Regions from separate parts of the Homo sapiens genome. Here region 2 is linked to region 1. Evidence: chromatin loops called from intact Hi-C (ENCODE). Cell type or tissue: HepG2. All regions are shown on one strand. Links, peaks and the distances in the headings refer to the core of each region. The heading gives the core; the rest is flanking DNA.

Region 1 (2,923 bases), core at 150-2,649:
GCCTTTCACTCTTACTATAGTCAACTGTAACTACATGTTTTATTTGTCTATCTAAATTAAACGTTGTCCTTCCATTTGTCAAATGCCAACATAACTCAGGGGCAGAAATCTTCTATTGTTTCATTAAGTTGTTTGTTATGTCATTTTTATTCTTTTAACCCACTGCTACATGTCTGACTAGAGAGATTAAAAAATAAAGTCTGATAAAGTCAAGGTTTTAGTTCAATTTTGCGAGAAAAATCTTAGCCACTCATATCATCTAAATTAAATCTGAGGCCAGGCACGGTGGCTCACGCCTGTAATCCCAGCACTTTGGGGGGCTGAGGTGGCGAATCACTTGAGCTCACGAGTTCGAGATAAGCCTGAGCAATATGGCAAGACCCTGTCTCTATAAAAAGTAAAAAAAAAAAAAAAAAAAAAAAATTAGCTGAGTGTGGTGGCACATGCTTGTAATCCCACCTACTCAGGAGGCTGAAGTGGGAGAATTGCTTGAACCCAGGGCAAAGGTTGCAGTGAGCCAAGTTTGCGCCACTGCACTCCAGCCTGGGTGACAGGGCAAGACCCTGTATCAGAAAAAAAAAAAAATCTGAGCCAAACCTTTTCATGATTTTATAAACCCAACACAGGGCAAATCCATCTCAGTTGAATAAACTGGTACTAATAAATTTATAAAACCACTGAAAAAGTTCTAAACAAAACCCAAACTCAAGAATAACCTAAACTGGAAAAAAAGAAAACAAAGAAAGTGAAACTGTGGAGCCAATATTTTTAAAGATTTTGGACAACAATGAGAAATTGTTAAGTAAAATATAGCATAAGCATACAATGCACCATACATGGCCATTGGAAATTGTGTTAGAGAAATGGTTTTCTTCTCCAAATCCCAATAGGGCATTTTTTTTCTTCTGATTCTATGGTTGACCCAATAGGCCACTGTATTTGACTTGATAAGATAATTTTAGAATGCACCTAAGCTGGGCATAGTGGCTCACACCTGTAATCCCAGCACTGTGGGAAGGCAAGGCGGGAGGATAGCTTGAGCCCAGGAGTTGCAGACCAGCCTGGGCAATATAGTAAGACCTCATCTCTACGAAAAATTTAAAGAACCAAAATTAGCTAAACGTGGTGACACATGCCTGTAATCTCAGCTACTCAGGAAGCTGAGAATTTTTTTGTTTGTTTGTTTTGAGACAGTCTACTTCTGTTACCCAGGCTGGAATGTAGTGGCGCAATCCCGTTTTACTGCAACCTCCACCTCCCAGGCTCAAGCAATTCTCGTGCCTTAGCCTCCTAAGTAACTGGGATTACAGGTGTGTGCTACCACGCCCGGCTACTTTTTGTATTTTTGGTAGAGACAGGGTTTCACCATGTTGGCCAGGCTGGTCTCGAACTCCTGACCTCAGGTGAGTTGATCTGCTCTTGCCTCAGACTCCCAAAGTGCTGGGATTACAGGCATGAGCCACAACGCAACCAGCCAGGAAGTTGGGAATTGCTTGAGTCTGAGAGGCAGAGGCTGTAATGACCCAAGATCATGCCGCCGCACTCCAACCTGGGTGATAGAGCAAGACTGTGTTCCAAAAAAACAAAAAATAAAATGAAATGCATCTAAAAGAGAAAAAAATGGACAATCCAGCTACATTTTTGTAAAACATGACACAAGGCAAGTTCCTTCTATCAAAATATTAAGCCAGACACAGTGGCTCATGCCTGTAATCCCAGCACTTTGGGAGGCCAAGACAGGAGGATCACTTGAGGCTGGGAGTTCAAGACCAACCTGGGCAGCATAGTGAGACTCCATCTCTACAAAAAAAGTTTTTTCTCAAATCAAAATAGTGTAATATTAGCATAAGAAAAGACAAACATCAATAAAGTAAAATAAAGTTGAACAAAATAGATCAATTTTTATGAGAGTGCAGTTTGTGATAAAGAGAGCATTCCATATAAAATCGTGAAAGGATACAAACAAATAGTGTTAAAGAATTGGCTATCCATTTTGGGAGGAAAAAAAATTAGAACCTTACTTTATGCTGCCACATAAATAAATTCCAAGTGAATTAAAAGAGAAAAACATGAAAAAGAAGATTCCAAAGAAATTAAAAGAAAACATACGTGAATATGGTTATAGCCTTGGAATAGCATAGATTTCCTTAAGCAAGGAAGCCATAAAATGGATACATTTGACTAAATAAACATTTAAAACTTTCAACTGGCAAAAAGAACCATAAACAAATTTAAAAAACAAGCTACAGAAAAAAAACTATCTCCAGCGTATATAGCAGACAAAATATTAATAGCCATAATAACAGCACCTATTAGATAAATAAGACCAAACCTAATAACATGGACATTTTTTTAAAAGGTCAGATATGAACGATAATTGTAGGGAATGACTGGTAATCATATGAAAACATATTCAACCTCAACAGCTAAAATTTTATTTTTCACCCAGATTGGCAAAAACAAAAGATTAGTAACACTGAATATAGTTGAAGACATGCAGAAATGGAAGCCGTCATTATCAGTTCAGGAGCACAAATGGATATAGCCCTTTTAGACAGAAATTTTATTCTATCAAAATTTTAACTTGCATTCTCTACAACCCACCAGTTCCACTTCCAATACATTTCAGAAAAATATCCTGAGACAACAAGCAAATAAATAGCACAACAATTTCAAAGAAAGAGTTTAAACTGTCCTCATTTCAGGGCATACACAGAGAAACATCCCCATGTGTACAAAGTAGCAAGAACCAAAATGTTTGCTTGAGCAATGCCTGTATTAAGAAAAAACTGGAGGCTGGGAGCGGTGGCTAACGCATGTAATCCCAGCACTTTGGGAGGCTGAGGCAGGTGGATCACGAGGTCAGGAGTTCGAGACCAGCCTGAAAAACATGGTGAAACCCAGTTTCTACTAAAAATACAAA
Region 2 (2,923 bases), core at 126-2,625, 81 kb after region 1:
CGAGTAGCTGTGATTACAGGTGTGAGTCACAGCACTCAGCTAATTTGTGTGTGTGTGTGTGTGTGTGTGTGTGTGTGTGTGTGTGTGTTTTCAGTAGAGACAGGGTTTCTCATGTTGGCCAGGCTGGTTTTGAACTACTGACCTCAAGCGATCCACCTATCTCAGCCTCTCAAAGTGCTTGCATTACAGGCGTGAGCCCCAGTCCCTGTCTACCTTTTTGTTTTGAGACAGGGTCTCACTTCATTGGTGCAATAATTGTGCACTGCAGCCTCTAACTCTTGGCTTCAAGTGATCCTCCTGCCTCAGCCTCCTGAGTAGCTGGGACTACAGGCATGTATCACTACATCTTTTCTTATTTTTCATAGAAATGGGGTCTCACCATGTTGCCCAAGCTGGCCTTGAACTCTAGTCTCAAGTGATTCTACCACCTCCGCCTCCCAAAGTGCTGAGTTTACAAGTGTGACCTGCTGTGTCAGGCGTCCTGTTTGTTTCTGAGATTCATCCATGTTTCTACATGTATCAGATTATTCCTTTTCTTTTTCCTTTTTCTTTCTTTCTTTTTTTTCTTTTTTTTTTTTTTTTTTTTGAGTTGGAGTTTCGCTCTGTCGCCCAGGCTGGAGTGCAGTGGCGCAGTCTCTGCTCACTGCAACCTCCACCTCTCGGTTTCAAGTGATTCCCCTGCTTCAGCCTCCCGAGTAACTAGGATTATAGGCGTGTGCCTGTCATTACCACGCCTGGCTAATTTTTGTATTTTTAGTAGAGATGGGGTTTCACCATGTTGGCCGGGTTGGTCTTGAACTCCTGACCTCAGGTGATCTGCCCACTTCAGCATCCCAAAGTGCTGAGATTACAGGTGTGAGCCACTGCACCCGGCCTCTTTTTTTCTTTAATGTTAAACTACTCCTTTATTGCAAGGTAAATCATATTATTTCAATCATATAGAATGCCCAGGGGATGGAGATTCAAGAGTTCCCTTTTGTACTGGCCTTCAAAATATTGTACCTACATGAATGTATGCCTTCCAAAATACTTAAATCATATTATTTAATATATTTATACTAGTCTAATAAAACATTACATATATTGTAAAACACAAAATATAGAAATGTTAAAAAGAAGAAGTAAAGAGGAGATAAATACTATTTTTAAATTATTTTGTTTGCCAAAGAAGTATAATCATTTTGCCCCTCATAAAATATTATATTAAATCATGTTATTATATTAAATGATATTAAAGACAATTATGATATTAAAATATTAATAGTATTTTAATGAAATGAATATGATTGAAAATGTTTCTGTTTTTCTATACTACTGAAGTATAGTTGAAGTACAAAAAGACACATATCTATAAAGTGATAGCCCCTCAACCCTACCTGACCCCCAGGCCTTGGAATTGACCTCTCTAGGGTGAAACCTGGGTGATAGCTTATTTTCAACATGGCATCCAGCGCAGGCAAGAGCATTCTTCATGACCCTCATGGCCCTTTTGGAGAAGCCAGGGCAGGAGGTTTGTGAAGAAGGCTGTTCATCTGGCCCTTGGAAGGGACTTGGCAAGGCAGGCCCAACCAGGAGAAGAGAGGATAAAGGGAGATACCACCATGGACCTTCCTATACTCTCTCTCCATAGCCACCTGCTGGGCTTAGGCAAGCACTGCCTGAATCCCTCTGCTGCCCAGAGTCCTTCACACCCCCACCTTTTCACCATGAGTGGAGACCACAGTTCCTGCCTGTCCGATGCCCTCTGTCACAGTCCCTGCCTCTCCCTACTCTGCCATTCTTTCTTTCATATTAAGGTATAGTCTACATATTTAGGTTGGTGCAAAAGCAATTGCAGTTTTTGCTATTACTTTTAATGGCAAAAACTGTGATTACTTTTGCACCAATGTAATACAATAACTGTCAGGATATTGCTGTGAAGCTACAAGATGTTCACAAGGACATTTCATGTGTTTGTTTGATGCCTGTTACAGCTACAGAGTAGTTTACTTTTTTATTTTTTATTTATTTTTTGAGCTGGAGTCTTGCTCTGTCACCCAGGCTGGAATGCAATGGCACCATCTCGGCTCACTGCAACCTCTGCCTCCCGGGTTCAAGCGATTCTCCTGCCTCAGCCTCCCAGTAGCTGGGACTGTAGGCATGCACCACCACACCTGGCTAATTTTTGCATTTTTAGTAGAGACGGGGTTTCACCACATTGGCCAGGCTGGTCTTGAACTCCTGACCTCAGGTGATCCACCCACCTCGGCCTCCCAAAATGCTGGGATTACAGATGTGAGCCACCATGCCCAGCCTGGAGCGGTTAAATCTCCCTGGTTGATAAGAGTCTCATAGTTTCCTGCCTGGGCTTACCAGCCAAATTGATGGTGCCACCTCTAGGCCCCCACTTGGTTCCCACGTGTTAGCACTAGATGGATTTGAGAAGAAAGAAATTTCTGCATAGTACAGACAAAATTGGGAAAATGCCCATAGATCTTGCTTTACCCAGTAGCTTTGTACAAAGTGAAGTGTGGCCAATTGAATCCTAATTTTCTCATTACTAATTTTATAATACCTGGAATATATGATCTTCATTCCTGATGGAGCTTGCTTGTAAGGCCACCGGTTTTCATTTTCCACTATCTTTATCTAGTCATTCTGTCAAGTCTGGAGTTAAAAACCTGAGGTAGTCGGCCGGGCGCAGTGGCTCACACCTGTAATCCCAGCACTTTGGGAGGCTGAGGTGGGCGGATCACTAGGTCAGGAGATCGAGACCATCCTGGCTAATATGGTGAAACCCTGTCTCTACTAAAAATACAAAAAAAAATTATCCAGGTGTGGTGGCGGGCGCCTGTAGTCCCAGCTACTCGGGAGGCTGAGGCAGGAGAATGGCGTGAACCCGGGAAGCGGAGCTTGCAGTGAGTTGAGATCGCGCCACTGCACT

Evidence for each region. Hi-C counts contacts between places; a loop is a spot of excess contacts. Peaks named below come from ENCODE experiments on the same cell type or tissue, not always from the same donor. Only the 100,000 strongest peaks of a DNase experiment are listed, where the experiment ranks them.
Region 2: a loop joins it to region 1, with 2.0 times the contacts of the local background. A loop is called at or near these places in 12 of 110 quality-filtered maps.

What each region holds. Positions count from the first base shown.
Region 1 is chr3:52,974,435-52,977,357 of GRCh38, forward strand. All of the region lies in intron 1 of SFMBT1 (Scm like with four mbt domains 1), which reads right to left. Among named protein-coding and RNA genes, the nearest start is that of SFMBT1, 70 kb to the right of the region's middle. In HepG2, for the core only: no CTCF peak of the experiment used is centred there; a DNase peak (open chromatin) is centred at 1,187.
Region 2 is chr3:53,054,998-53,057,920 of GRCh38, forward strand. No RefSeq gene overlaps it. Among named protein-coding and RNA genes, the nearest start is that of SFMBT1, 10 kb to the left of the region's middle. In HepG2, for the core only: a CTCF peak has its summit at 1,656 (motif pointing left); a DNase peak (open chromatin) is centred at 1,634.